Regions from separate parts of the Homo sapiens genome. Here region 1 is linked to region 2. Evidence: read pairs that join two places in POLR2A ChIA-PET (ENCODE). Cell type or tissue: PC-9. All regions are shown on one strand. Each heading gives the region's core, and the rest is flanking DNA. Links, peaks and the distances in the headings are about the cores only. Region 1 holds the start of PPY (pancreatic polypeptide). Region 2 holds the start of MPP3 (MAGUK p55 scaffold protein 3).

Region 1 (15,347 bases), core at 3,180-11,179, 100 kb after region 2:
AACACAGTGAGGCTCTGTCTCAAAAAAAAGTAGTAAAAATAATAATGTGTTATATATCATATCATATGACATATAATGTAGCTATGATGATACAATAATAATAGCCGTTATTCTTAAAATGGCATATGAGGCAGGTCTTGAAGGATATGCAGCTTCATTGGCCAAAATTTCCATCACTCCCTGCTTGCTCTCTCCTCTGTCAATCAGCTGCTACCAGGGAGGTCCAGTTTCTGAAACACTGGAATCGTGTGAGCAGAAGTCGCCACTCACACCAGCCCTTGGTGTGAGGAGGAGGACATTTGAGGGCAAGGTAGCTGCAGCCCCCAAGCTGCCCTCCACACTGGAAGCCAGTCAAGGCGTGGCCTCCTCAGCTGGAGTTGACATCCAGTTCTGCTCTGGACCTGCAAAGTCTCTGAGGGCTTCCTGCCAGGCTGCAGGGAGGGGTTTGGGTGTAGACCTGGTGGACTGTAAAATTACCCATTTGCCCCAGATTAATGATTAACGGGTCCCTGCCCTCACCCTGTCTGGGAGAGGAGCCCAGGGTCAGGCTAGGCCAAGGGGAGCCCGATAGCATCTGTCTCTGCTCAGAGGTTTCAGAGATATGCTCCATGATGGTTTGACTGCACCTGATGGGTGTGGAATCTACGGGTGATTTCTGAGGCCACCTGGGGCCTGGCCAGGCCGCATACCCTCTGGTGAGGCTTCCAACTTCTGGGGCATACAGAGAGGATGTGGCATCCAGTCAGAAGCCCTGGTTAAGGCAAGTGGCTCCAAACAGGAGAGCTGTCCCTTGGCTCAGAGGAATGTGGGCTTCTCTGACTACTCCTGGCTTGACCACAGGACTTACCCTGGCCAGTGGCACATGAGCAACATGATAAGTGCCACATCTAAGCAGGATGTGGCACTTTAAGAGCTACTGCAGCCGGGCGCGGTAGCTCACACCTGTAATCCCAGCAATTTGGGAGGCCAAGGCAGGCAGATCACAAGGTCAGGAGATTGAGACCATCCTGGCCAACATGGTGAAACCCCATCTCTACTAAAAATACAAAAATTAGCCAGGCGTGGTGGTGGTGCATGCCTGTAGTCCCAGCTACTTGGGAGGCTGAGGGAGGAGAATCGCTTGAACCCGGGAGGCGGAGGTTGCAGCCTGGCGACAGAGCAAGACTACGTTTCAAACAAACAAACAAATAAACAAGCAAACAAACAAAAAAGGAGCCATTGCCTGGTTCTACTTTTGCTTTTCTTTTCTTTTTTTCTTTTTTTTCTTTTTCTTTTTTGAGACAGGGTCTCACTCGGTTGCTTAGGTTGGAGTTCAGTGACGTGATCTCTTCTCACTGCAGCCTCCACCTCCTGAGCTCAAACTATCCTCCTGCCTCAGCCTCCCAAGTAGCTGGGACTACAGGCTTGTGCCACCATGCCTGGCTAATTTTCATACTTTTAGTAGAGATGGGGTTTCGCTATGTCATCTAGGCTGGTCTCAAACTCCTGGACTCAAGCAATCCGCCTGCCTTGGCCTCCCAAAGTGGTGGGATTACAGGTGTGAGCCACCGCACCTCGCCCACCTTTGCTCTTTTACCCTGGCTAGGAGCCCAGGATGTCCCAGAACGGGGTTACTTCTTTTGGGGTGAGCCCTGAAATGATGTATATTCCACCCACACTGGGGGCACCCAAGGAGGCTCCCTTCCCTTCACCTGCCCCTCACCACCATCCCCAAGGCTCACCCGTCTCTGTCCTCTCGCCGTCTCCAGCCTGACCAGGTGGGAGGTCCTGATGCCCTTCCCAGGACTGGGCACTGCGGTGGCCCCAGCACAGGGCAGGGCCCACCTGAAGCAGTGTGACCTGCTGAAGTTGTCCCGGCAGCAGAAGCAGCTCTGCGGGAGGGAGCCCAGCCTGGCTGAGACCCTGTGGGACGCCATGCACCTCGGCCTGGAGTGCCAGTTCCAGTTCCGGCATGAGCGCTGGAACTACAGCTTGGAGGGTAGGAGGGGCCTGCTCAAGTGAGGTGGGGAGGAGGGCTATGGGAGGAGGAGGGCTGGGGGCGCGGGGGAAGAAGGCTTCTGGGAGGAGGAGGAGGCTGGGAGAGGCTGCCTTTTCCTCTCCCCTGGACCCTGTGCCCAGAACACACTGCCCTTGCTACCCTAGCACGGTTCCATATGAGAAGAGTCCCGGGATTAATGAGGGGCAGTTGAAGACCAGGTGTGGCCCAGCCTCAGGTTTCGGGGAGCAGAGGAGCAAGGAAGATCCAAGAGAAGAGGAGACACAAGTCCGGTCCTGGAGGAGCCCACAGATGAGAGGGGGGTCCCCTAGTTACCTTCCTCTGCCTCTTCACACACACATGCGAAACAAGGCACATGAAGACATGAGGACAGGCAGCAGCGGGTTCCAGGACCCATGACATGAGCCAGGCCATGCATTTGTTCACTCCTTTAGCTGTCCCTTTGTTCATCACATCCATTGATCCATCAGTCCCTCCCTCCCTTCCACTCCCATTCTACCTCCCTCCCTTCTTCCTGCCTCCCTCCCACCTCCACCCACCCACTAAGCATCCATGGAGGCCCACAGTAAGCCAGGCACTGTGCTAGATGCTGGAGGTTCAGAGCTGAACAAGACCCCAGCTGCCCTTGGGAAGCATGCAGTCTAGAAGGGAGAACACAGGTCACCATGTGACTCCCTCACCAAGGGGAAAGGGCTTTGATGGGACATTTTTTTAAAAAATGCAGTGATGCTGTACAGGGCAGCCAGGCCTCTCCTAGGCCAGCTGCTCTCCACTGTCAGCAGTCAAGCTGATGGCCTCTCTCAGGACATCACTAGCACCCAGATGCACTGAGGGCAGGTAGGAAGTAGTGAGCCGGTGGGAGGACAGCTTTGGGCCACACCCAGCAGAAAGGAGTAGCGGTGGTCCCGGAGTGGGTGGGATGGTCAGTCTGGGGCAAGTCAGCCAGGAGACTCAAGGTCACTCTATCATTGGGTCTATTCCACAGTGGGTAGCAGAGAATGATATTTGAGAACCATCATGCATCACAGGAAGCCCCCGGCGCTTATCTCAGCGGCCTCAGAAATAGGCCGATCCAAATGGTCACACACTGACTTGGAGTCAAAATGGCGGGTTTAGCCCCAGCTGTGGTGGCACCAGGTATCTGCGTAGCTTCTCTTTGCATCTCAGTGTTCTTCTCTGAGAAGTGGAGGCCATAGCCCCTGGCCTGCTGCCCTCTGGGAATTTGGGCATGTCCTCCACAGTGAATTTGGAAGTTCCATTTAAGTGGGAACTCGCAGTCAGAGTTTAAGGGGCAGTTGACAGGGAGACCCACCCGGAGTTGTGTCCTCAAGCCACATTCCCTCATCCTGCCCATTGCAGGGCTACCACTACCGCCTCCTGCCCTCAGAGAGCAGCAGGCAGCGTCTGAGCTTCTTCCTTTCCTCTCTTCCCCCTTTCCTCCCTCCCCATACCCTTCTACAGTTCCTGGAATGAGTAAGAGAGTCTGGAAGAGCAAGGGGCTGAGAGCCTTCAGTGCCTGCAGAAAAGCCTGGGTTTGTAAGGGCAGCCAAGGCTGCAAAGGGACACATGGTTTGAGCTCTTGAGCTCTTCAACACTGGGCTGTGACAAATGGGGATAAGGAATAGCCTGTTTGCTGGTATTTAGGGTACACTGGTCCCCAGATATCTCCTCCCACCTGTACTATGGAAATTTATCATGGGAATTTCATTTCTTTTTCTAGAGATTCTTGGCTGCGTAGAAATGCGGTCCTGGTCTCACTTGGCTACTGAGCCATCCCATAAACTTCAGTGATATTGACATTGACATTGAATTTCTCACCCCCACTGAGAGCAGGGTTGGTTTGTATGTTTGTTTGTTGTTGTTTTGAGACAGGGTCTTGCTCTGTCACCCAGGCTGGAGTGCAGTGGTGTGATCCTGGCTCACTGCAGCCTCAATTTCCCAGGCTCATGCAATCCTCCCACCTCAGCCTCCCCAGTACCTGGGACCACAGGCACATGCCACCACACCTGGCTTTTAAAATTTTTTTTGTAGAGACAAGGTCTCAGTATGTTGCCCAGTCTACTCTCAAACTCTTGGGTTCAAGTGATCCTCTCACCTCAGCCTCCCAGAGTGCTGGGATTACAGGCATGAGCCACCATGCCTGGCCGAGGGCAAGTTTTAATAAGGAGAAGAGGCCAGAAGATGAGACACTTTCGGGAGAAGTGGAGATGGGAGAAAGGGGTTCTTTTAAGGCCGGGTGTGGTGGCTCACGCCTGTAATCCCAGCACTTTGGGAGGCCAAGGTGGGTGGATCACGAGGTCAGGAGTTCAAGACCAGCCTGGCCAAGATGGTGAAACCCCATCTCTACTAAAAATACAAAAATTAGTACGGCACGGTGGCAAGCACTTGTAATCCCAGCTACTCAGGAGGCCGAGGCAGGAGAATCGCTTGAACCTGGGTGGCAGAGGCTGCAGTGAGCCGAGATCATGCCACTGCACTCCAGTATGAGCGATAGGGTGAGACTCCATCTCAAAAAAAAAAAGGTTGGGGGGGGTTCTTCTATGAGTGGAGGGGCTCTCACGCCTGTTAATCACCTAGCATGTGCCAGGAGCTGCCCAGAGGCTGAGTTACATCACCCAACTCCATCTTCACGACAGTCCTATGCCAGGATTTAACCAGCTCCATTTCACAGATGAGGATGTGGAGGCTCAGGGGAGATAATGTCCCCTAATCAAGGTCACACAGCCAGGAGGGAGTGAAGTCAGGATTCCTACCCAGAAGCCCCTGCTCTTCCTACTGTGCCCCTTCTGGGGTTGGTGTGGGCATGAAGAATTGGTGCACATTTTACAACCTTGCCCCATAAAAGCAGCAATATTGAGGAGGTAGAGGGGACCTGACAGGCCACACAGCTGAGGCTCTGTGGCCTGAGGCAGCCAAGGCCTAAGTCCATCATCCAAGCAGCCAAGACCCACCACCCTCCAGAAGGCTCAGCAGGTCATGCCTCAGGGGCTCCAAAATGGCCAGGCAGGCTGAGAAAATCTCCAGGTTGTGCAGCGGGGCCTGCAATCCTGAAACCAGAAACTGCAACTCCACCCCCTCCCCATGGCAGCGGGCCTAGGGGGAGGGAATAGGGGTGCTGGGATCCCAAAGTAACCCTGCAGGAGAAGGAGGCAGAGGCACCTTGGATCTAGCCAGATGGGGAGGGGCATCTGGTCTCAGCATAACCCCCTTCCAAACCCTGACAGTAACCCCTGGGAAAAGCACAGCCCCCTCTCAAGCCCAGAGCCAGTTTCTCCCTAGGATCTGTGTACTTGGAGCAAAAAGTTACCCGACACCCCACGCCTCCCTGCCTCTGCTACCCACACTTCTGGGCCCCCGGCAGGGACTGTGACCTGGTCAGAACAGCTGGTAGCCCATGTGCTTCCACCCCCACCTTCTCTCCGTTCCGGACTTTCAGGTCACGACACAGGGAGGAAAAGAAGGCTATGCTGGGAGTGGAGCCTCAGAGGGAAAGGGGGCAGGGATGCTTAGGAATATAAAGGGCCTCAGGTCCTGGCCAGAGACACTCTGCTGAGCTCCTCTGCACCTGCCCAGCACCATGGTGATGTCTGGTGGCCAAGTCTGGGCCCCCATCAGCTGTATTCTCTAAGAGCTTGGGGATGGGGGCTGGCACCAAGGGCCCCTCCTCAGGCCCACTAAGGGCATGAAGGAGTTAGGCCAGGGCAGCCTCGTCTGCCATTCTGATGGCCAGGATAGCTACTAGGGCTTCTTATTCCTGCTTGGGGTGGTGGGGATGAGGAGAGTTCCTGGTTAAAAGAGGGTTGAGGGGCCTAGGAGCTCTGGGAGTGTGCATCATGTTTACGGGCATCATAGTCTGTGAATCATTGTGTGTTGCAGGCACAAAATTCTCTGTGCATTGGGTGTGTGAATCCTCAGGCTGGCTTTCCTGTGTGTAACTGTTAGTCATTCATTTAATATGTATTACTGAGTATCTGCTAAGTGCCAGGCACCATTCTAGGTGCTTGTGATCCATCAATAGACAAAATAGGCGAAGAGCCCAGCTGTAATTAATGATGCTTACATTGAGGGAGGATATGCCGCTGGGAAGGGACTCAGACAACAAATATAAGTATAGAATATAGTAAGTTAGAAAGTGCAGGCCAGGTGTGGCGGCTCATACCTGTAATCTCAGAACTTTGGGAGGTGAGGCGGGAGGATCTCATGAGGCCAGGAGTTTGAGACCAGCCTGGGCTACATAGCAAGACTCCATCTCTACAAAAAATTAAAATTTAGTTGGGCATGATTGTATGCACCTGTAGACCTAGCTACTTGGGAGGCTGAAGCAAAAGGATGGCCTGAGCCCAGGAGTTTGAGGCTGTAGTGAGCTATGATCCCGACACTACATTCCAGCCTGGAAGGCAAAAGAAGGCCTTGCCTTAAAACAATAAAATAAAATAAAAAGAAAGAAAAGAAAAAATAGGGCAAAAATAGAGCAAGAAAAAGAGCAAGATGAGGGGTTTGGTTGCAATATTATTTTATTTATTTATTTTTTTAAATCGTAGAGACGGGGCTCTCTGTCTTTTGCCCAAGCTAGTCTTGAACTCATGGGCTCAAGCAGTCCTCCCACCTCGGCCTCCCAAAGTGCTGGGATTACAGGCGTGAGCCACCGCGCCCGGCCAGGTTGCAATTATAAATAGGGGTGTCAGGGTAGGATCCATTTAAAAGGTGGATTTTGAGCTAATGCTTACAAGGGGAGACAGAGCTGGCCATGAGGATGTCTGGAGGAAGAGTCTTCCAGGCAGAGAACAGAGTGACCGTCATTTTGCGGGAACAGCAGGGAGAAAGGAGGGGGATAAGCAAGGAGTTTGCGGGAGAGAGGGCAGTGAGGTTAGGGAGCTGACCAATGGCTTTATGCCGTCCTCATGCGTCCACCTTAGGGTGTGTCTCCTCGTTCGTTTTTTTTTTTTTTTTTTTCTTTTTCTTTTTTTTTTTTTTCTTTTTTTGAGACGAAGTCTGGCTCTGTTGGGCAGGGTGGAGTACAGTGGCGCAATCTCGGCTCACTAAAACCTCCACCTCCCGGGTTCCAGCAATTATCCTGCCTCAGCCCCCAGAGTAGCTGGGATTACAGGCGCCCACCACCACGCCCGGCTAATTTTTGTATTTTTAGTAGAGACGGGGTTTCGCCATGTTGGCCAGGCTGATCTTGAACGCCTGACCTCAGGTTATCCGCCCGCCTCGGCTTCCCAAAGTGCTGGGATTACAGGCGTGAGCCACCGCGCCTCGATGCTCTGCCTGCATCACCGGGCATGTCCAGGTGTGTACCATTCCTCCGAGCACCAGGATGTCCCTTAAGGCGTCCGTGCTCTGGTGTGTGTCCCAGAAATAGACACGACCCTCGGTCTGAGCGCCCCTGCACCCCAGCCTGCCCACCGCGCGGAACACCTGCAAGCTCCGGTCCGGGTGCCGCGCTGACCACAGCCCCGGCATCACGTGACCTCCCGCGGCTCTGTCTGCCCCGCCCCCTCCAGACGCCTGCTCTGCGCTGCGCATTCGCTCTGGCCATAGCGGGCCTCGTGTCGCTGCTGATGCAGCCCGAGGGCGCCCTCGGCGAGGAGCTGCAAGTGCCGCAGCCCAGGGCCGCCAGTTGGCTGAACTTAGGCTCCATCAAGAAGTACTTGGGGAAGCTCTTCAACAGCAGGTGGGCCGGCGGAGGGTGTGAGGAAGGGAGGGAGGGAGGGAGGAAAGCGGGGGGTGGGGGGGGCGCGGGGGGGGGACACGGACGCCACCAGGCACCCCCACGCACATCGCGGCCTGAGCTGGGCTCGGGGAGCGGCCTCATGACTGCAAAGACTTGTTCCCAGCCCGAAGAAATCTAAAAACCACAAGAAAACTGCGAACGCCACGGACACCTCCCCATCAAAAGCCACGAAACCCCCACCATGGACCACCACGAACCCCCAGTGGCTGAACACCTCGGAACCCCGACCACCGACCTCCTCCCGGGGCCCCAGGTAGGACAGCCTGGATGCTGGGCACCGAGCCAGGGGCCTCGGGGCTGGGGGCAGCTTGGGTGCTAGCGAGAGGAAGTTCCTGGGGGCGGGCATGCGGGGAGACACAGCACCCCTGTGGGGGGGGCTTCTTTCTCCAGGCTGGGCCTTGGCCTCCAGACGCCTCTCTGCCCACCAACCCCTTTGTATTGAGAGGGGCCTCGACCCCTCCTCATCCCCTCAGTGAAAACAATAAAGACAAATTTTTGTTGCTTCAGTGACTTCTGTGGGCCTGCGGGCAGGGAGGGACCAGTCCATGGAACGGGAAGTGGGACCCTGTAGTTTCTGCTGTGAGAGAAAAAGACCTCAGCTGTTGGGGGTCCTCCCCTGCCTCCCCTGGCAACCCATCCACCTTCCCCCACTCCACCCACACATGGCCTTGTGGGTCTGGCCCTCCACCCCGTGGTAGAGACACAGATACGGGTCCTGGAGAAGACACTTATTGCCCCTGTAGTCCTGCACAGACAGCACCAGTGTGGGGGGCTCTAACCCAGAGGGAGAGCAGAGGTGAGAGAAGAAACCTCAAAGAAGGGGCTTCAGCTAGACACACCCCAACTCCCACCTGGCTCAAGTTTCTACCAAACAGCCCAGACTCCTCTCCCCATTCACCGCGCATCCCCTTAAGCTGCCAGAGAAAATGCTGGGACTTCAGGCTCCCTCTCCCAGACTCAAACCGTTCTTTTGCGAAACCATCTCTCTATCCAGACATCTTTGGATTTAAGAATCAACCTGAGGCTGGGCACAGTGGCTCACACCTGTAATCCCAGCATTTTGGGAGGCCGAGGTGAGCAGATCGCTGGAGCCCAGGAGTTTAAGACCATGCTGGGCAACATAGCAAGACCCTGTCTCTAAAAAATAAAAAAATTTGCTGGGTGTGGTGGCATGTGCCTGTAGTTCCAGCTGTTTGGGAGGCTGAGGCAGGAGGATCGCTTGAGCCCAGGAGGTCAAAGCTATGGTGAGCTGTGATCATGCCACTGTACTCCAGCCTGGGTGACAGAGCAAGATCCTGTCTCCAAAAACAAACAAAAAATCAATCTGAGCCAAGCAGCTGCATCCTCTAGAAGCTCTTTGCCTTTTAGGACCTGTTTCTACTTCCAGGTCATTTGCACACACCAGATGGAGTAGGACTTGAGGGGAAACACAATTGTGTGTCATTTCCATTTCTGTGCAAGGTGCTGAGCCCAGGAAAGTGGACCCCTCATCCTCCAAACCCATAACCCCATCCCTTGAGACCAAGCATGTGGGGGAGGCAGGAGAAGCCTTTCTAGGAACCAGAAACATTCTAGTTCCCTCACTTCTCCCCTTTACACATGCGCGTACACACGCATGCACACGCGCACTGTCCCCACCTATTCAGGGTGCCTGAGAAGGGCCAGGAAAAGATGGGTTCTCTGGGAATCTGGGAAGTCCTCCCTGGGGCAGGATCCAGGTCCTTGTCCTCCCAGGGCTGGAGTGTACAATCTACAGATTCAACTCATGGTGGCTGGAACTCTCAGCTAATCTAGCCTCCTCCCCTTCCACAGCAGCTTGAATACCTCCTGTGCCCAGGACTTCACTACCTCTCAGGGCAGCCCATTCTCTCCAAATTTCTGGACGGCAGCTCAGGCCCCTGGATGCAGCCATGACTGCCATAGCACCAGAATCGTTCTTCCAGGCTGGGCTGTGCCCCTGCCCCCATGCCAAGGGTGCTTTCGTATAAATTTTGGTGCTTCTGCTGCCTAGGCTGCAGTAAGGCACTGGTGAGGGGTGCACTTGGGGAAGGGTTGTCATCAGGCTGTGTCGGGAAGGTCTATGGGTACTGAACTGGGAAGATTCAAGACTGCCACTTCACAGACTTGCTGAAGGACCATCTGCTCAGAGGAGTCCCTGCCTTCCTCTGGCCACCACTTTTCCCTCTGCGAAGGGGAGAGGATGAGTTGAGTGACTCTGATGACCCCCGCCAACGTTCTGGATGATCCCCTTTTCCTCTGCCCTGCCCTGCCCTCCCCTTTCTCTCCCATGCATTTGGCACTTCCTGCTGCCCCCACCAGGGGTCCACAGAGACACAGGACAGGCTGTGGCTTTGACTTGCTTTATTGAGCCTGTGTGGGAGCAGGGAGCAAGCTTTGGCCAGAGCCAAGGGTGCAGAGGGGAGAGCTGGGCTGGCGCTGCTCATGGAGTCGTAGGAGACAGAAGGTGGCATTATAAGTCCAGCGGGCTGAGCTCCCTGTGAGGACAGGGCAGAACATGGCAGTGTAGGGGGTAGGCCTCGTGCCCTCAGGAGGCCTCAGGCTGGCCCTGGGCTCCTGTTCTCCCTCTTCCACCCCCCACTACACCTTTCCAAGCCCTGATTCAGTCCCACCACCCCCATTTCAGCTCCAGGGAGCTGGACAGACAGGGCAGGGAGTCAAACTCACCTGGGGACAGCAGCATGCGGGGACCCCCACTCCGAGAAGGCCAGCGTGTCCTCTTTGTGTCTTTTCCCATACCTGGGAGGGAAGAGGCAGCAGGGGCAAGCACTGTGCCCAGGTGCCAGCCCACCTGTTTCATATCTGCCTGTAGGCACCATCTTGCCCAGGGCACATTGGTCTAGGCCTGTTGAGCACAGATGCCCTGTTTTCCCAAGAGCAGGCCTGGAAGGGGCTGGGGCTGGGGCTGGGGATAGGGTGTGGCCAGGAATGTGGAGTGGGCCCAGGGTCCCAGGGGCTGGGATCTCTCTCCCCAACTGTGGCACACACCTAGGCCTGGTCAGCATGTTGATGTATCTACGGAGATCAGCTGCATACTGGGCCATCTGCTCTGGTGTGGCATTGTCCCCTGGGTACACTGGCTCCAGTGGGGCTCCCTGGGCACCCAGCAGTGGCTGTAGTAACAGAGCCACGCAGGTGGACAGGAGCAGCAGGGAGAGGCAGAGGCGTGCGGCAGCCATCTGAGGAGCAAGCAGAGGGGAGGTGGAGAGCCCGGGCTGCAGATTTTCCCGTGCCCAGGAAGCAGGGCCCAACTATCCAGCCCCTTAGCCCATCATCCATTTCTCCAAGCCTGGGGACAAGGGGGCAGAGCAAAGGGCCACTCCAAGCTGGCCACTCCACCTCCTAGACACTGCTCTGAAGGCACGGACAGCCTGTCCTGTGAGCAGCCCAGCAAGCCAGGGCCTCGCAAGTTAGAAAAGTATAGCAGAGAAAATGGGGATGTGAGTCCTGGAGACACGGGACTCATGACATCCAGGGCCTCATGGCTCCCAGGAGGCAGCAGCTAGTGGGAATAAGGGCATGCCAGGTCACCCACAGGGTGGGGGACACAGAATGAACTCGGGAAGCCAAGGACAGAAATCCATGGCCTTGTGGGTCTGGCCCTCCACCCTGCGATAGAGACACAGATATCGGTCCTGGAGAAGACGCTACTGTCCATGTCGTCCTGCACAGACCAGCAAAGGCACTCACACAGGGACCCCAGTCACTCACAAGGTCACAGTCACACATTCCAGTTCACAGCCATGCACACGAGTGTGCACACACACGTGCAGTCAGCAGACGGCTCTTCTAGCGTGACAGGTCTGTCCAGATGCAGAAAGCAAGACCCAAGCAGGACCTTAGGCCTCCCAAGGCCCCTGGCCCTGCAAAGCACCACCTCCTCTCCATCCCAGGCCCCAGCCTGGGGGAGGCCCCCAGAGCCCCAGGCAGGCTGAGCCCACTTACCCGGAGTCCAGAGTAAATGGGCACTAGACCAAGCGAGCACCTGCCTCAGGCCGGATGGGCCCCTGCCCTCGGCTGGGCCGCTTTATAGTCCTCAGCCCCCCAGAGTCCCCGCCTCCTGTCAGCCTCTCTCACTCCGAAGCCCTCACCCCTCCTCTCACTGTCTCCTCATACTGGCAACGCCAGTACTGAGGCCAGAGACGGGAGGGGGACAGGGCAGTTCTGTGGGTGCCAGACCAGCAGCATAACAGATAAAACTGGACCACAGTAAAAGTCTCCTGTGGGCCCCCATCACTGACACCCCTTCCCTTTGGGCACCAGAGCAGGCTTGGTTCAAGAAAGATGGGGTTCTGGGACTCGAGAGTGACTGAAAGGTTTTGGTCACAGGCCTTGGAACTAGCTCTCCTGCCTCCCAAAGATCAACCCAAATCATCCAACGGATTCTCTTGGGGCAGAAGATTGAGGCTGCAGCTGGAAGACTGAGGCTACAGCCAGAGCCTCCAGGCTGAAGAATGGAAACTCAGGCCATCCTCTGCAGCTTGCAACTAGAACAAGGTGGGAAGAGGGAAGGGGCCTCAGGTCCTCAGGCAAGGTGGAAAGGAGTGGGGTGCCAGGCTTGGAGAAACCCATTTGGTGGGTGCATAGGATGCAGAATGAGAACTCATGTGCCTGGGTTCAGGGGAAATGTTGAGGGGGGTGCCGGTTTCCAGTATCCATTTCCCTCCCCATCTCAGAGCCCCCATTCCAGGGAAGTGCTAAAAACCAGCTTCATTTGTAAAGCCTCACATTTTCCAAAGTGCTGCCAGCTCAGTCACCTCACTAAATCCCCACAACAACCCATTTTACAGATTCAGGATCTGAAATCTGCTCAGAGATGTCAAATCACTGGCCCCAAACCCCACAGCCAGTCAGACCCCAAAATTTAACTCCAAACCTGGACTGTTTTTTTTCCTAAGTGGGGCCGTCAAAGTATTGTTATAATTTCCCACTTTTTGGCTGAGAAACCTGAGGCTCACAGAGGTAAAGACGCTTGCTCAAGATCTCATAGCTACCGAGGTTCCGAATTCTGGCTTAGATTCTCAACCCCACTAATCCATCCCCACCAGAAGCCCCTGAGTCTCCCCTGCCCAGCGTCTCTTCCCAACCCCCAGTCTCCCTCCCCTGCTTAGGCCAAGGAGTGGTAACTGGCTGTGTCTGAATGACACGGTGACACCAAGTACGGAGCTAAGGACTTATGACTGCTGACGTTCTGCTGTCCCAGATCAGTATACCAAGAAGTTGGGAGATGGGGGGGACTGTTGGGGAAGAGGGGACTGGAGGTGAAACTCCAGGGATCTGGCAGGGTGGGCTTAGAGTCAGACAGACCTGGGTCCAAATCCTGGCTCTGCATTGGCTGGCTCTGTGAGCCTGGGAAAGTAATTTCTTTAGCCTCTCTGAGCTTCACTTTTCCTCTCAGTAAAATAGGCTCATCACACCCATCTGAAGATAGGGAGAATAAAGGAAGGCTCAGCAAACATCAGTGTTCTGCCTTGACCCTCTCAATTTTGATTTTGGTTAACAAGAAGAGCAATAATGCTTCACCAGACAACTTACATTCCACAAAGCAAATACGAAAGTCATTCTGTCTCAGCAAGCCCGGGCCTTTCTCTGGACTGAGGTTTTCCACTTGCAAAACAAGGGTGTGAATTGGTGGCTGGTCTCAGCCTGGCCTTGGGTTTGGCGGGTAGAGGTTGCAGCTCGCCGCCAGAGGGCGCCAGGCTCCAACCCTAGTTAAAAGGATCTGAGCTCCCACAGGACCATGGCCTTGGAGGGACCTGTTCTGGCTGCTACTCATGTGGGGACCCAGCCCCACCCAACAGACAATGGATCTAGGGATTGACTCAGATGCCAGGGCCACTTACAGTTCTATCCTGTCGCAGAGGTAAACCTAAGTGCCTAAGAAATAACAGGCACTCCACAAATGTCAACCAAACCGTAGCTTTCATTTTTCTCCTTTGCAAACAACAGATTCCTCTTCTGGGTCCTCTCAGGGATGTGGTGACAATCCAGGAGGAAGTGGTAGTAGATGTGCTTTCTACACTGCATGGCCATGTGTATTAGTTCCTTCTCATACTGCTTTGAAAAGAACTGCCCGAGGCCAGGCGCAGTGGCTCACGCCTGTAATCCCAGCACTTTGGGAGGCTGAGGCAGGCGGATCACCTGAGGTCAGGAGTTCAAGACCAGCCTGGCCAACATGGTGAAACCCCATCACTACTAAAAATACAAAAATTAGCCGGGCGTGGTAGCGCATGCCTGTAATCCCAGCTACTTGGGAGGCTGAGGCAGGAGAATCACTTGAACCAGGGAGGCAGAGGTTGCAGTGAACCGAGATCGTGCCGCTACACTCCAGCCTGGGCTGTAACAGAGTGAGACACCATCTCAAAAAACACACAAAAAACAAAAAGAACTACCTGAAATTGGGTCATTTATAAAGGAAAGAGGTTTAATTGACTCACAGTTCAGCATGGCTGGGGAGGCCTCAGGAAACTTAAAATCATGGTGGAAGGCGTAGGGGAAACAAGGCACCTTTCTCACAAGGCGGCAGGAAGGAGAAGTGCTGATCAAAGGGGAGAAGAGCAACTTATAAAATCATCAGCTCTCGTGATGACTCACTCACTATCACGAGAACAGCATGGGGAAAACTGCCCCCATGATTCAATGACCTCCACCTGGTCTCTCCCTTCGCATGAGGACTACGGGGATTACAATTCAAGATGAGATTTGGTGGGGATGCAAAGCCTAACTACATCACTATGTCTAGAACACAGCAATGGTTCTCACTCATCTTGATGTGTTCCTGTCAGAGGCGTTTGAACCACAGCGACTCCATCTTGAACAAGGGCTGGGTAAAATGAGGCTGCAACCTGCTGGGCTGCATTCCCAGGAGGTTAGACATTTTTAGTCACAGGACAAGATAGGAGGCCGGCACAAGATACGGGTCACAAGACCCTGCTGATAGAATGAGATAAAGAAGCTGGTAAGAACACGCAAAAACCAAGAGGGTGATGAGCATGACCGCTGATTGCCCTCACTGATTTTTCTTTTTTTCTTTTTCAGCAGAGATGAGGTTTCACCATGTTGGCAAGGCTGGTCTCAAACTCCTGACCTCAAATGATCTGCCCCCATCGGCTTCCCAAAGTGCTGGGATTACAGGCATGAGTCACCGTGCCTGGCCTCGCTGATCATTATACACTAATTATAATGCATTAGCATGCTAAGAGATGCTCCCACCAGCATCAGACAGTTTACAAATGCCATGGCAACATCTGGAAGTTACCCTCCATGGTCTAAAAGGAGGAGGAACCCTCAGTTCTGGGAAATCCCCACCCCTTTTCTGGAAAACTCATGAATAATCCACCCCTTGTTTATTAGTATATGATCAAGACATAACCATAAAAATAGCCAAACGGCAGCCCTGGGGGCTGCTCTGCCTATGGAGTAGCCATAGGCTTTTATTTATTGATTGATTTTGTAGCGATGGAGGCTCACTTTTTTGCCCAAGCTCAAACAATCCTCCTGCCTTGGCCTCCCAAAATGCTGAGATTACAGGCATGAGCTACCGCACCTGGCCCTTGTTTCCTTACTTATCTAATAAACTTACTTTCACTCTACTCT
Region 2 (15,347 bases), core at 4,512-12,511:
CGCATCCTCTACAGAGAGGGCTTTATTTTGTTGTTGTTTTTTTGTTTTTTGAGATGGAGTTTTGCTCTCATTGCCCAGGCTGGAGTGCAGTGGCACGATCTCGACTCCCTGCAACCTCCACCTCCTGGGTTCAAGCAATTCTCCTGCCTCAGCCTCCCAAGCAGCTGGGATTACAGGGGCCCACAACCACACTCAGCTAATTTTTTGTATTTTTAGTAGAGACGGGGTTTCACCATGTTGCCCAGGCTGGTCTCGACCTGACCTCAGGTGACCCACCTGCCTCGGCCTTCCAAAGTGCTGGGATTACAGGTGTGAACTACTGAGCCCAGCCCAGAGAGGGCTTTAAACAGTGGGCCTCCTCTTTTCAGATCTCATCCTGTTTCTGCCCCCAAAACCATCAGAAGTTAGCAGAGTGTCAGGTCAGGGGAGGAATCCTGAGGATAAAGGGGACCAAGCTATGATTGGGGCTTTTCACAATTTCAGTTTTGACTTCAACTCCCCAGAATGGACCATGGAGGTTTTCAGCCAAGCATTTTATACCTTAAAATCCCCTTACACTTCTGAAGGGCTTTACCCTTTTCCAGATGTTAGCATGCCAATGATAACCACACATTGGTTGAGAAAGAAACTCTATCCCAACGTTAAAGGAAAGGAAATGGAAACTCAGATGATCTGATGGCTTGTCCAAGGTTGCACAGCTGGAAGGAGGCAGAGCCAGGATTCACACCCAGGACCCAGGACCCAGGAGGGGCCTTGTGAAAGGGAACCAGGGGAAGGAAGGAAGGCTGTGCTGAGGAGAAGGTCTAAGAGAGGCAGATGGAAGGGAAGTTCCCCTCCTCCTGCTGCCACCCCATACCCCGGGCACACTGTTAGGGGCACACCATAAGGCCACTTTGCCTGCCACCTCCTCAGGACAACAGCAAGGCTAAGCCAGAATCTGTCCTGGCTCCAGGAAGTGCCTTGCTCTGGGTGTCTGAAGACCCAGCACATCCCTAGCAGGCTTGTAGCACGGACCAGAATCTGGCTGATCTCGTCGGGCCGCTTGTGCAGGACTGCGATCCCGTTCACTTCTCGGAGCTCATCTCCAACGTGGACCAGGCCTAGGAGACACAGGGACTGACCATCAGCACAGGAGGAGGACCTGAGCACCCCTCGCTCAGAGCTCCAAGCACCACAGGGGCCGGCCTGAGAAGCCCACTGCAGGGCCAACTCGAGGTTTAAAGTTGATGGGTGGGACTGGGGCGAACTAAGCCCTGCTAAGTGCTGGGCACCTCACTCGGCATGCAGGGCTCAAATCACCCAGTAAAATCTCCAATTTACAAGTTGGCACCTGAGACCCAGGAAGATTAAGCAGCTTGCCTAAGGCCACATTGCTGAGAAATAATGAAGCCAGTATTCAAACACAGTTATTATGATGTAGAAAGCCTGTGTTCTTTTTGCTATAATCTCTGCTTCTTTAAAATTATCATTAACTCTTAGAATGGCATTCTTAAGTCTTAACAAGGAAAGACAAAGGCACCAATGAAGACATCATTAAGAGTGTAAACACACTATGAGCCTCTGCCTGAATGACTAATGTCTCTGCATATTAGGGCCCTATATGCTACTCAAAGTGGGCACTGGCCCGGCTGCATCAGCATCACCTGGAGGCAGGTTAAAAGTGCAGAATCTTCGGCCTAGCTCAGACCTGCTGAATCAGTCTGCATTTTAACAAGATGCTCAGGGAATTCGTGGACTCGTTAATGTTTGCAAAGTGCTGGTCTAGGATTCTCTGCAACGATGACCCCCCAGACTTTGGGGGTAACATCGCCCTATACCAGGAGGTTTGTCTCCCAGCTTAGTAGCTCTTCCACACACCGGTGATTCTCAACCTTTCTACCCAAACGAATCTGGGGCACAAACACTCTCTTTGTAATAGTAGCTTGACAAGACCTGGGATGGTGGGGAAGGGTGTCAACCCTGTCCCACAGTTAGTAATCCCGCAAGCCCATGCTATATTCTTAACTGTCACAGTCCTTGGACTAAACCAACGCATGAGCTTTTTCTCAATCACCCCAAAGTACTCCATGACTATTTATATATATATATATTTTTTTTTTTTTTCTTTTTTTTTTGAGACGGTCTCACTGCGTCGCCCACTCTAGAGTGTAGTGGTGTAATCACGGCTCACTGCAACCTCAAACTCCTGGGCTCAAACAATCTTCCTGCCTGGGCCTCCCGAACAGCTAGGACTACAGGTGTGGGCCACCCGTGCATGGCCTATATTTTCTTTTTCTTTTTTTCTTTTTTTTGAGACGGAATTTCACTCTTGTTGCCCAGGCGGGAGCGCAATGGCGCGATCTCGGCTCACTGCAACCTCCACCTCCCAGATTCAAGCGATTCTCTTGCCTCAGCCTTCCCAAGTAGCTGTGATTATAGGCATGTGCCACCAAGCCTGGCTAATTTTGTATTTTTAGTAGAGATGGGGTTTCTCTGTGTGGGTCAGGCTGGTCTCGAACTCCCGACCTCAGGTGATCCGCCCACCTCGGCCTCCCAAAATGCTGGGATTACAGGCGTGAGCCACTGTGCCTGGCTTTTTTTTTTTTTTCTTTTTTTTTTTTTTTTGAGACAGAGTCTCACTCTGTTGCCCAGACTGGAGTGCAGCAGCATGATCTTGGCTCACTGCAACCTCCGCCTCCCAGGTTTGTGTGTTTAGTAGAAATGGGGTTTCGCCATGTTGGCTAGGCTGGTCTGGAACTCCTGGCTTCAAGTGATCCGCCTGCCTCGGCCTCTTAAAGTGCTGGGATTACAGGTGTGCACCACCATGCCCAGCTGGCCTATATTTTCTATTAAAATTTCTACTGACTTGGGAAGGAGATGAGAATTCCAGCCACAACCCCAGAAAGCAAAGCAAATCCCAAACAGGTGACCTGATAGGAGGGAGGTAAGGGGACCTATTAGCAAAGGTGGAGGGCTCTGGAACAATGGCCATGATCGGGGCTGGGCCAGCTTTGCACTGCCGCCACTCACCGCTCCTGTCTGCTGCGCCTCCTCGCATGATCCTGGCCACCACAACAGCCCCTGAGTGCTCGTCCCGCCGGATGGTGGCACCCTGAACCCGAGACAGAAGAGACAGGTTCTTAAGCAGCAGCTCCAAACCTCAGACCCCTACTCTCTGGACCCAACACAGCCTCCCCAGTCCCTCCCTCTGACAGTCCAGAGAGATCAGTGGGGACCTTCCCAATGCTGAAGACAAAACAAAACCAACATCCCCCATTAATATAGCCCTGCACTGTACAGTTTACAAGGCACAATAATGCTGCAACATTTTAGATGAGGGACTGGGGCTCAGAGAAGTTAAATATCCTCAAGGTCACCCAGCTGGTAAAGGGGAAAGCTTTTTGTGATGCCAAATCCAGTAAGTTCTCCATCACATCTCTCTCATATCACAGTTCCTACCACTTGCAAAGACATTTAATAATGAGGATGACACGTGCCAGCTAATTCTCACCCTGCCTCTACCCAATCACAGGGTTACCGGGCCTTCTGCTGCTGCTGAGGGAAACCAATTATGCACCCCAGCCAGGGCTTCGGGACCAGGACTTGGCCCATGAAGCACAGCAGAGATGACACTTAGGATGAGAAAGGCACTAACGAGCCCTCGATTTCCTGCACCACACAGGCCGGACTGCAGCAGGACGGCAGAAAGCTTAAGAGCTAAGCTCTAGGGCTGGACAGCCTTGGGTGTGAACACAGTTCTGCCGTTTACAAAAAGCATGTGGACTTAACAAGGAAATCTCTTATCCTCTCCAAGCCTGTTTCCTGTGAGATGTGGGACAGCATTTAACTCACAGTGTTGTTGCAAGGATTCCACTCAAGGCACTTAGTACACAGTAAGCACTCAACATATGTTAACCACTTATTAGTGGCTGTAACTGCAAACACATTTGCACACTTATTGTTAACATCATCTGTGCCATCTATTTGAAGTACGTAAGATAATTATTGCTAGAAAGAGAGGCCATCAGCTAAGAACCTCAGGACTTCTAGCCCCCCAGAACTGAGAACTTTCCAGCATCGCTATCCATCATTTATTCAGCTCTGAACCGCCAGCACCCAATACAGAGCCTGGATAGGAGGGCTCACAATGTGTTTGCTAAATCAATGGATGGCCACTCCATTTTACAAGTGAGGAAACAGAGGCAGAGGAGAGATCCTCGTCTGTTTGCAGAAGAGGCTCGTCGGAGGTCATTTGGGGAAAGTTGGAAATAGAGAATGCCAGCTGTGGGATCCTCTGGAGCCAATCTCAATTCTCTGGGCTTCCACCACTTCTGAGCATCTCATAAACAACGCTGTCCCTTTGCTCGGTAAATCAATGCTGAACCAGGACCAAAGTGATAGCAGTCTGTCTGCTGGGGAGAGGAATGCCCTGTGCTTCCTCAACATTCAGAGCAGGCATTGTCACACGTTTTCTATAAGGGGCCACATGTAAATATTTGAGGCCAGCCACACAGTCTCTGTCACAACGACTCAACTCTGCCATCGCACTATAAAGGCAGCCACAGCCAATCTGTAAGTGAATGGGCCTGGTTGTGCTCCAAAAAAGCTTTATTTTAAAAAATAAGCTGTGGGCTGGTTTTGGCCCTTGGGCTGTAGTTTGTCCATTTCTGGCTTAAAGCATGATCAGGGTCACCCTGTACAATTGTGCAGGTTATTAACTACACAAAGGGTGTTGGCCACAGTTGAGAGGGGCTGTATCCACCTAGAGAAAGGGGTGCCCTGCACACAGAGGCACCACAGGGATGAGCAGCAGCGCAGGCAAAGCTGCCGTCACTCACTCTGAAGACTTCGGGGAGGATCTTGTCCAGTGTTCTGGGTGGGGGTGAGAGGCAGGGGAAGAGTGGGTTAGAGAGGGGCAGGCAGCAGCACCTACCAGGGGTTCCTTGTTCTTCACCAAGCGGACGATCTTCACCGATTCCTCATCAAAATCCTCATCGATATTGTCAGGCAGAGGCGGGAGAACGGGGTCAAAATTCTTCTGGGCAACCGTGTCATGTACCATGAGCACAGCCTGCCGGGAAAGCCAGAGAAAAGGAAGGCTGGCCCGCCGCTCACAGGGTCAGCAGGCCGCAGCTGGCCGGTGGTATGGAGGGTGGCAGACGCCATGCCAGAGAGACAACTGCCCAGACACTAGTGCTGAGGATCGCTCCCTCAGTCTCCACTCCTCAGCCTCATTAGGAGAGCTCCCTCCGCCCCCATCCCAGGAGACCCAGAGGCATGGCTGGGCAGGGGCTCTGTGTGACTACCCTCAGGTGCGGGGTGGACAGCAGCTGGAGCAGCTCCCTCTCATCACTGTGCACGGAGGCGGCCTGCAACTCCTCCATCACCTGCAGAGAATGAGACAGGCGCCACTGATGGCTAGAGGTGCCCCTGCCCCATATCTGCTGGGTCCTTCCTCTTTGGAAGGGCCCACCCAGCTGCAGCCCCCAGGGGCACACCAGACCCTCAACCACCCGACGACGATGATCCTGGGAACATCACACCAGGGGTCAGGAGCAGCTCTATGGGGCCATCCTCCAAGGAGCCACCGTTTTAAGCCCTACGTGCTTTCTGCTTTATGTGGATCTTCTCACTGAACCCTCGCAACCAACTTGATGCAGAGGGTCTTGTTACTTTGCCATTTTACAGATGAGAATCCTGAGACTCAAAGAGATTAAACATTTTGCCCGAAGTCACAGAGCTCATATACAGCACAGCTAGGATTTGAACCTGGGCTTATCTGGCTCTCAGATGCTATTTTATGAATGAGGAAATGGGAGCTCAGAGAGGTTGAGTGGCCTACTTAACATCACAGAGCTGGTGGGACAGGCAGCGCTGAGCCTGGGAGCCAGGCAATCTAATGTGCCCCTAATCACATTCCACAGTGGAGAAGGGCCCAGGGCTCTGCACCCACAAGCTGCACTCATCCCTCCCCAGGCCATCTCCTGGGGTTAGGTGAGTTTATTCAGGAACTGATCTTAGTAATCAACCAGAATGGGTTTTCCCCAACCACGCAACATAGACGACTAGGTCCACAAGAAATTAAGAAGCGTTCCTTTAAAAAATGAGAAGCCTGAGCCAGTATGCGGGGACACACTGTAGGTCCCTTGACTTCAGGAAAGCACAGACATAATGTCTTATTGACCTATTCAAATCACCAGTCCTCAGGGCAGTTTGGGAACTGCTGAGCCAATCCAATGCTCTCATTTACAGCAGAGGAAGCAGACTTGCTAAAGAACACACAGTAAGTGGGCAGCTCCATGTCACAGTGTCTCCCAGCCCAGTCCAAGGCTCACGGGTTCCTCCCTACCTTTCGGGGAACCCAGAGAGAGGAAGAGAAGGAGGAGGACAAGGGAAGAAAACACCTCTTCACCTTTGGGCTCCTGATTCCCGGTGTCCCCACACTAAGCAAGCGAGGCAAGATGAAGGAGCCCTACAGGGTGGGGAGTGGGGCAGACACTGTAAGGAGAAACCTGGGGCTTACGTCCTCAGCGAGGGCCACAGCGCTGTGCAGAACTGGGGTTGGACTTTGCCTTTCATAATAGCGAAGCTTCTCATGAATCTGCAAAGACAGAGTATTTCAGATGCACCCTGGACACCACACATCCCACCCACGGCTGTGGGGACATTTGGGGCAGCAGACTGGGCCACTGACAGGGCACCATAAGAGAAAGTCCTGTGTAGTGGGCAAGTGAAGGCCTTCCTGGGGCAGGGAGATGACTAGGATGACCTCAGACGGCCACAGACAGCTAGAAAGACCTCTAGACACCCTTCCACGCAGGATGACGTGGGACTTCACCTTCATTAAGTAACTGAGGCTTTTTTCACTGAAAACATCCCTCAGGAAGCCCATCTCCTCCTTGTGGTTGGAGTCAGGTCTGAGCTGGGAGGTCAGCAGGGCCAGGGTTTCATGCAAACCTGGGGAGAGGTGAGAAAAACAAAGGATAGCAAACGCAGTGGGTGCTCCCTGCCCCCGAGGAGCCCGAGTGGGGCCTCAAACAGCACTTCAGTCCTGCCGTGAGGACATTCTCTCCCCAGGCTCTCACTGCCAGGGCCTGGAGGCTGCCAGGCAGGCTCTTGTCTTCAGGACTGTGGCAGGTCCAGCCGGGGGGAGGTACTTACCAGAGTCCTCCGATAGCACTGGCATGCTGGCGTTGTCACCTCCCGACCTCTCCCTGCAGATTCTGGGAGAAGGGGGTGGAGGTGGGTATTGAAGCTCCATCAAGCATATTTATTGAACAAACTGACTACACATCTACTGTGTTCTCTGAGACCAGGCTGTGGACAGAGAGGATGGGAACAAATAACTCTGCTTACTTTTTTCAGAGAGGAAGGAAATAAAGCTAAGATGTGCTGAGTGTCCTCGATGTGCCAAGCATTGTGTGGGGTGATTTCTATGATAAACTTTTTGTCTGCACAAAGTCCTGAGAAATGACTGCGAATGTTCCCATTTTATTGATGAAGAAACAGCGGCGTGGAAGCTTTCAGTAAGCTGTGGGTCAAAATCCATATTCAAGCAGGCTCTTCCAGGCTGGCCTTGGAGGTGCCAAGTGACCCTGCCTGACAGTGTCAGCTGTCCTCCGCAGCGCGCCCCCTCCACTGCAACCTTCTAAGAGCCCTGGCTCAAGTCTCCTGCTGGGACACACCTTCCACAACTACCTGGCTGGGCCTACAAGCCCCCTGTCCCCGACCCCCCAAGACCCAACCCAAAGGGAGCCTCCAGACTGGAGTGCAGAGAGGAGGGGGGGAAATGGGAGTCGGGCTTCCACTATGCAGGAGGGGGGACCCCTATCTCATGAGGCCCTCCAAAGGTGCTCTGCAGCACGTGGACCTCAAAAAGTCCTCCTTAGGAAGAGGAGAAGGAGAGTCATGACTGATTCATTCCGCAAACATGGAGCCAGCCCGCAGCGCCGAGCCCCGGTGCCACTAAGAGGCGTAAGAGCGGCCCCGGGCCCTCCAGCCTCCGCCCCGCCCCGCCCCGCCACGCCACGCCGGACTCACCCTCGGGCTGCTCCCCGCAGGAGGCCGAGCACCGACTCCCGCTCGCTCTCCGAAGGAACCTGTGGGAGAACAAGGAGCGCACTGGGCGCAGGAGCAGCGACCCCGGGGGACCTCGGAGGGCGGTCCCGGAGGACGCGGAGCAGCAGGGAGCGGGGGGCGCGCGGCGGGGCGGGCGCGGGAAGAGGGAGGCGGGGGCCGAGGGGCGGGGTTGAGACTCCCGCGGTGGGCTCGGTGGGCCGCGAGGCTGTCCGGGAGCACGGGAGGAGGGTCTCGGCCCGGCCTCCCGCCCCTCCCGCCGCGGCGCCCAGCTCCCTCGTCCGTTCCCCTCGCGGCCTCCTACCTCGTCGCGCCGGGATGTGTGCTCCGCGAACGGGAGCCGCGCGAGTGCCCAGAGCCTGGGCCGCCGCTGGCTCCGCCTTCCCGGACCCCTCCCTGCGGCTGCCGCGCCGGGCGGGGGTGGCGGAGCCTGAGGAGGCGCGGCGCGGGGAGGAGGCGCGGCGCGGGGAGGAGGCGGGGGAGGAGCGGAGGCCGCCCTCCGCGTCTGGCACCGCCGCACCCTCCGGGCCGGGCTCCGCTAGCCGGCGTCGTACCCGCTCCCGCTCTCCCGCTCCCTGAGTCCCCTGCCTGTGTCCCCCCGCACCCTGGCACACAGCCAGACTTCCCTTCCGCCCGCGCAACCCACCCTCCGCGAGTGGAGGGGTGGACACCTGCTCAACAGAGAATTCGATTTTGCAAACATTTATTGAGCGCCCTCCAGGTGCCAGGCGCTGTGCCAGGGGCCGGGGCTTCAAAGACGACCAAGGCACAGATCCTGGGTTTGAAGATCTCCAGAGGTGGGGCGGGGGGCCGGTCGGATGCGAGGGCAACTCGCTGTAACAATGCAACGCGCTGGGAAAGATTTATCGGTGCACGCTGCCCTGGGGACGCGGAGCAGGGGAGGAGAAGTCAGGCTGGAGAGGAGGGGGACTCCATTCTGCCCGGCTGCAGGGGAGTGAGGCTACATAGCAGAGGCGAGCAGCATCCAGGGGCTTTACTGGAAAAAGAGCTCTGAAATGGCCATGACGATAACTGACTTATATTGTGCTGTCTCCATGCCCAGGTACTCCTCAGATCACTTCCCTTCACAGTAGTTCCTGATATCAAGACCATTCTTATTTTGGTTCTGCAATTGAGGAAACTGAGGTTCCTGGTGAAAGAATGTGTATAGGGGAGAGCATAGGAACTGCTGGGTGAGTGAGCAGGTGGTTGTGGGTATTAAAAGGTGAGGAGTGGGTGAGTGAGTGGGCCCCCTTCCCTCAATCCCAGCAGCAAAGAACGGCACAGCACATGTCAGGAGAGGTGGACCCAGAGGTTAAGTCTGGAAGTAAATCTAGCCCTGCACAGTAACCAGGGAAAATGGGTTGGCAGGCCCCACAGGCTGTAGTGCATGGGGAGGCTGTGAGAGGCAGCAAATGTCATGATGATGTTTCCCCTCATTCCTCAAAAATTATCCTCATTCCTCAAGAAATATCTACACTATTGCTCCTCAAAATGTAACGTGCCTGAGACTCACTAGGGGGTTGTGTAATGCTGGAGTGGTGCCAGATTCTGAATTTCTGACAAGCTCCCAGGTGATGTGACGCCACTGGTCTGCAGACCACACTTTTTGAGTGGAGAGAGACTGCATGAGACACATTCTTAGCTGCAATGTTTACTGTTGGAAAAATAATGAGAACCATCTGATCCATCTGATATGGGTCAAATGATTTTGGACAAGAACACCAGGAAGTGGTGTTGGAACAAGTAGATATTTATGTGCCTGAAGGGACCCAATCCCTACCTCACACCATATTCAAAACGCAATTTAAGAGAGATCATTGGCCTAAACATAAAGCAAATCGATAAAGCTACTAGAATAAAACAGGAGGGTATCTTTTAAATCTTGGGGTATGCAAAGATTTCCTAGAAAGGATACAAAAAAGCCAGGCATGGTGGCATGAGCCTGTATCCCACATACTCAGGAGGCTGAGGCAGGCAAATTGCTTGAGCCCAAGAGTTCAAGGCTGCAGTGAACTATGATCAGTCCACTGCGCTTCAGCTTGGGTGACAAAGAGACACCGTTTCTAAAAAAAGAAAAAATTTTTAAAAAAAGCATGGACCCTGAAAACAATTGATAAATGGACCTCATCAAAATTTAAAACTCCTGCTCATCAAAAAACACTATTGGCCAGGTGCAGTGGCTCATGCCTGTAATCCCAGCACTTTGGGAAGCCAAGGTGGGTGGATCATCTGAGGTCAGGATATTGAGACCATCCTGGCTAACACAGTGAAACCCCATCTCTACTAAAAATACAAAAAATTAGCCAGGCATGGTGGCACACACCTGTGTCCGTTCCAGCTACTCAGGAGGCTGAGGCAGGAGAATTGCTTGAACCCGGGAGGCAGAGGTTGCAGTGAGCCAAGATCAGGCCACTGCACTCCAGCCTGGGTGACAGAGTGAGACTCCATCTCAAAAAAAAAAAAAAAAAAGACCGGGCGCAGTGGCTCACGTCTGTAATCCTAGCACTTTGGGAGGTCAAGGCGGGCAGATCACGAGGTCAGGAGATGGAGACCATTCTGGCTAACATGGTTAAACCCCGTCTCTACTAAAAATACCAAAAATTAGCCGGGTGTGGTGGCGGAGGTTGCAGGGAGTGGAGATCGCGCCACTGCACTCCAGCCTGGGCCACAGGGTGAGGCTCCGTCTCAAAACAAAACAAAACAAAACAAAACAAAACAAAACAAAACAAAACACTATTAAGAAAATAGGACCAGGGACCAGGTGCAGTGGCCCACACCTGTAATCCCTTCAAGCACTTTAAGAGTTCAAGGCGGGTGAATGGCTTGAGCCCAGGAGTTCGAGACCAGCCTGGGCAACACGGCAAAACCCAGTCGGTATCTACTAAAATTACAAAAACTAGCCAGGCATGTTGGCTTGTGCCAGTAGTCCCAGCTGCTCAGGAGACTGAGGCAGGAGGATCACTTGAGCCTGGGAAGCAGAGGTTACAGTGAGCCATGATTGTGACACTGCACTCCAGGCTGGGTGACAGAGTAAGACCCTGTCTCAAAAAAAAAAAAAGAAAAGAAAAGAAAAAAGAAAGAAAAGGAAAGGAAAAGAAAAGAGGCAAGCCACAGACTGGGAGACTAGGAAGAAATATATCTGACAAAGAGATTGTATTCAGAATAAAGAACTCCTGTAACTCAATAAAAAGACAAACCACCCAATCAAAAAACAGGCAAAAGATATGAACATGCACTTCACAAAAGAAGATATACAAATAACCAATAAGCATATGAGAAAGCACTCATCCAACATCATTTGTCATCAGGGAAATGCAAATTAAAACCTGTCATAGTCAGTTCCTGCTGCTATAACAAAATACCACAGTAATTTATAAGAAGTAATAGTAATTTATTGCTTACAGTTCTAGAGGCCGGAAAGTCCAAGATCAAGGGGCCAGCTGGTTCAGTGTCTGGTGAGGGCCTGTTCCTCACTGATGGCACTGGATAGGTATCCTCACATGGTGGAAGAGAAAGACAGGCATAGGCCAGGCGCGGTGGCTCACGCCTGTAATCCCAGCACCTTGGGAGGCTGAGGCAGGTGGATCACAAGGTCAAGAGATCAAGACCATCCTGGCCAGCATGGCAAAACCCCGTCTCTACTAAAAATACAAAAAAATAGCCAGGCGTGGTGGCAGGCACCTGTAGTCCCAGCTACTTGGGAGGCTGAGGCAGGAGAATGGCGTGAACCCGGAAGGCAGAGCTTGCAGTGAGCTGAGATCGCGCCACTGCACTCCAGCCTGGGCGACAGAGCGAGACTCCATCTCAAAAAAAAAAAAAGAAAGAAAGAAAGACGGGCATAAAGGGATGAACGCTGTGTCCTCATGTGGCAGTAGGGGCCAAAGGGACTAGGGTGCTCCCTTCAAGTTCTCTTATAAGGGCATTAATCCCATTCAAGTGTCCATCAAGAAGTGAATGGATAAATATTCATTCACTTGTGGTATATCCATACAATGGCATATTTACTCACCAATAAAAAGAAACAAATTACAAGAAAGAAATGATGAAAAAATTTAAGATGGCAGAGTATACAATTGATATTAAAAATTTATGACTTTCCGGCCAGGCACGGTGGCTCACGCCTGTAATCCCAGCACTTTGGGAGGCCGAGGCGGGCAGATCACAAGGTCAGGAGATCGAGACCATCCTGGCCAACATAGTGAAACTCCGTCTCTACTAAAAATACAAAAATTAGCTGGGCTTGGTGGCACGTGCCTGTAATCCCAGCTACTCAGGAGGCTGAGGCAGGAGAATAGCTTGAACCAGGGAGTCAGAGGTTGCAGTGAGCCGAGATCGCACCACTGCACTCCAGCCTGGTGACAGAGCGAGACTCTGTCTTAAAAACAAACAAACAAACAAAAAAAACATTATGACTTTCCTGTGGACAAAAATAATTATTAAGTATAATGAAAGAAAAAATCCAAACTAAGATATCAAGAAAGATTAAATACCAATTTATAAACTTAATAGGAAAAATGAAAGACCTATTGATATTTGGGAGAAAAAAACTTTAAAATTCTAGTGAAGGACATAAAAGATAAAATGTACCTCAAATGGCTAGGGAAAGAACAGTTCAATAGTGCAATTATATTAATTCATTCTGAAATAATCTTTATACCCAATGCAATTCCAATTAAAATATAAGAAGTATTTTTCACAGAGAATTTATTAAATGCTACCACAATTCATCAGGAAAAATAAACATTGGTGAATAATAGGAAAGTTCTGGGAAAAAAAGAGTTATGGGACCAAGGGAGGTGGGATTTAAAAATATGAAAACAATTTTTAAAGTTTAGTACTGAGGCTATAGTCCCAGGACTCTGGGAGGCCGAAGCAGGTAGATCACTTGAGCCCAGGAGTTCAAGAACAGCCTGGGCAACATGGCAAAACCCCATCTCTACAAAAAATGCAAAAATTATCTGGGTGTAGTGGTGCTCACCTGTAGTCCCAGATGCTCAGGAGGCTGAAGCAGAATTGCCTGAACCCAGGAGTTCGAGGCTGCAGTGAGCCATGACCACACCACTGCACTCAAGTCTGGGTGACACAGCAAGACCCTGTCTCAAAAAAAATGAATTAATAAAGTTTAGTACTAAAGAGGCAATCAACAGCTAGACAAATAGAACAGAATTGAAAGAACAGAAATAGTCCTCATGTATACTGTCTTTTAATATTTGAGAAAGGTGACATTTAAGTGGAAGGAGAGGAATTTTTTTTTTTTTTTAATGTGGGGACAGGCCAGGTGCAGTGGCTCACACCTGTAATCGCAGCAGTTTGGGAGGCTGAGGCGGGAGGATCTCTTGAGCCCAGGAATTCAAGACCAGCTTGGGCAACATAGCAAGACCTGTCTCTACTAAAAATAAAAAAATTAAAAAAAATTGATGCATGTGCAAGTAGACCCAGCTACTCAGGAGGCTGAGGTGGGAGGATTGCTTGAGCTCAGCAGATAGAGGTTGCAGTGAGCCGTGATCATGCCACTGCACTCCAGCTCGGGCATCAGAGCAAGACCCTGTCTCAAAATAAAATAAGGTATGGCGACAATTACAATAGCTACTCTTTATGGGAAAAAAAAAGAGAGAGGAAAAAAGGCTGGGCGCAGTGGTTCATGCCTGTAATCCCAGCACTTCGGTAGGTGGAGGCGGGCAGATCACCTGCCCTCCTCTGCAAGATTATAAAAATAAATTTACTGAGAAAATATTTTGATGTGAGAAGTGAGGTAGGGATACAGCTTTCTTTCGCTTTTGTTTTGAGACGGGGTCTTGCTCTGCGGCCAGGCGGGAGTGCAGTGGCGAGATCTCGTCTCACTGCAAGCTCCGCCTCCCGGGTTCAAGTGATTCTCCTGCCTCAGCCTCCTGAGTAGCTAGGATTACAGGCACCCGCCACCACACCCAGCTAATGTTGTTGTTGTTGTTGTTGTTGTTGTTGTTGTTGTTTGAGACGGAGTCTCGCTCTGTCACCCAGGCTGGAGTGCAGTGGTGCGATCTCGGCTCACTGCAAGCTCCGCCTCCCGGGTTCACGCCATTCTCCTGCCTCAGCCTCCCGAGTAGCTGGGACTACAGGTGCCTGCCACCACGCCAGGCTAATTTTTTGTATTTTTAGTAGAGACGGGATTTCACCGTGTTAGCCAGGATGGTCTCGATCTCTTGACCTCGTGATCCGCCCGCTTTGGCCTCCCAAAGTGCTGGGATTACAAGCATGAGCCACCGCGCCCGGCTGCAGTGAGGGAAACATTTCTAAGTAAATTCCAAATCCAAATCTATAAAGGAAAAGGTGGATATGTGTGATTTAAAAAAGGGTAAACATTTTTATAGGTAAAAATATTATTTGCAACATATGATATCATATGCAATATGATAAAGTTAAATTCCTCAATTTAAAAGAGTTTACATAAATGAGAAAAGATGAAAAAATTTTAAACGGTCAAAGAAAATAGTCTAATACAAAAAATACATAGCCAATAAACACAGAAAACTGATGCTAGATCTCCTGTTTAAAAAAAAAAAAAAAGGAAAAAAAATCCAAAAGATGCACAACCTCACTCATAATCGAAGAATTCTTAGCCAAAATAGGAGGCAATGTCCCTTGTTAAGACAAAAATGTTTAAGTCTGTTGACATCCAGTGCTATCAAGGATGTGGGGAAAAGACACATTTACACATTTGGAAGGAATATTATTTGGTGCAAACTTTCTGGGACACGATCTGGTAATATTTGTTAAAATATTATATGTACATGTCCTTTAGTCCAGAGGATATTTGGGCAAGCAGAATGGAAGAAAAGAGAAGCAGAGAGAGATGTTTAGGTGGATGAGAGCTTGGAGCAGGAGTGCTGGGAGAGGCTGCATCATAGGACAGGGCAGGTGCAGCCAGGGCGGAGTTGGCCCAGATGGCCGGAAGCTCAGGGCAGGAGTCGCCTCACCCAGCCAGGGCTCGGTCAAGGTGCTCGTTTAGAGCAGCTGCACAGGGAACAGGAAGATGAGCTCAATGCCAGAGGAATGAATGACTTTGGGTCCATCTGGACAGGGAGAAGAGACTTTACCAAGCATGCTCTGGAAAAAAAGAGAATGCCAACGATCCTTGAAGAGGTGACAGAGAGAATCTGCTTCAGGCTACAGGTGTGCATTGTCATTGCATTTGGCATTCAGCCCAGACACCATAGGGAACCAGAAATAATTCCAAGAGGAGCAATGGGCTAGTGCCCAGGCATGCAGCAAGAGGGCAAGTCAGAAGCGGGTGGAGAAAGGGCAGGCTCAGC

The links. Peaks named below come from ENCODE experiments on the same cell type or tissue, not always from the same donor. Only the 100,000 strongest peaks of a DNase experiment are listed, where the experiment ranks them.
Region 1: POLR2A ChIA-PET joins it to region 2 with 13 read pairs; 2 of 35 experiments call an interaction of 5 or more read pairs at or near these places.

The regions. Positions count from the first base shown.
Region 1 is chr17:43,930,725-43,946,071 of GRCh38, forward strand. PPY (pancreatic polypeptide) reads right to left here and starts at 11,752. Exons shown (of 4, transcript NM_002722.5): 1 at 11,697-11,752; 2 at 10,740-10,930; 3 at 10,419-10,490; 4 at 10,080-10,228. The coding sequence starts at 10,930. The coding sequence ends at 10,204. LINC01976 (long intergenic non-protein coding RNA 1976) reads left to right here and starts at 7,537. Exons shown (of 2, transcript NR_136406.1): 1 at 7,537-7,673; 2 at 7,837-8,238. It also overlaps LOC102724183. RefSeq lists an enhancer at 7,323-7,823. In PC-9, for the core only: a CTCF peak has its summit at 10,077; no DNase peak of the experiment used is centred there; H3K27me3 peaks cover 848 bases.
Region 2 is chr17:43,824,742-43,840,088 of GRCh38, forward strand. It overlaps MPP3 (MAGUK p55 scaffold protein 3), which reads right to left and starts at 8,405. Exons shown (of 20, transcript NM_001932.6): 1 at 8,360-8,405; 2 at 8,020-8,078; 3 at 7,141-7,202; 4 at 6,818-6,936; 5 at 6,503-6,580; 6 at 5,286-5,366; 7 at 4,913-5,050; 8 at 3,010-3,091; 9 at 1,015-1,100. The coding sequence starts at 7,165. LOC107984979 (a long non-coding RNA gene) reads left to right here and starts at 8,964. Exons shown (of 3, transcript XR_001753057.2): 1 at 8,964-9,248; 2 at 15,116-15,207. RefSeq lists silencers at 8,365-8,414, 8,435-8,534. In PC-9, for the core only: no CTCF peak of the experiment used is centred there; DNase peaks (open chromatin) are centred at 7,930, 8,471 and 9,630; H3K4me3 peaks cover 1,776 bases; H3K27ac peaks cover 331 bases.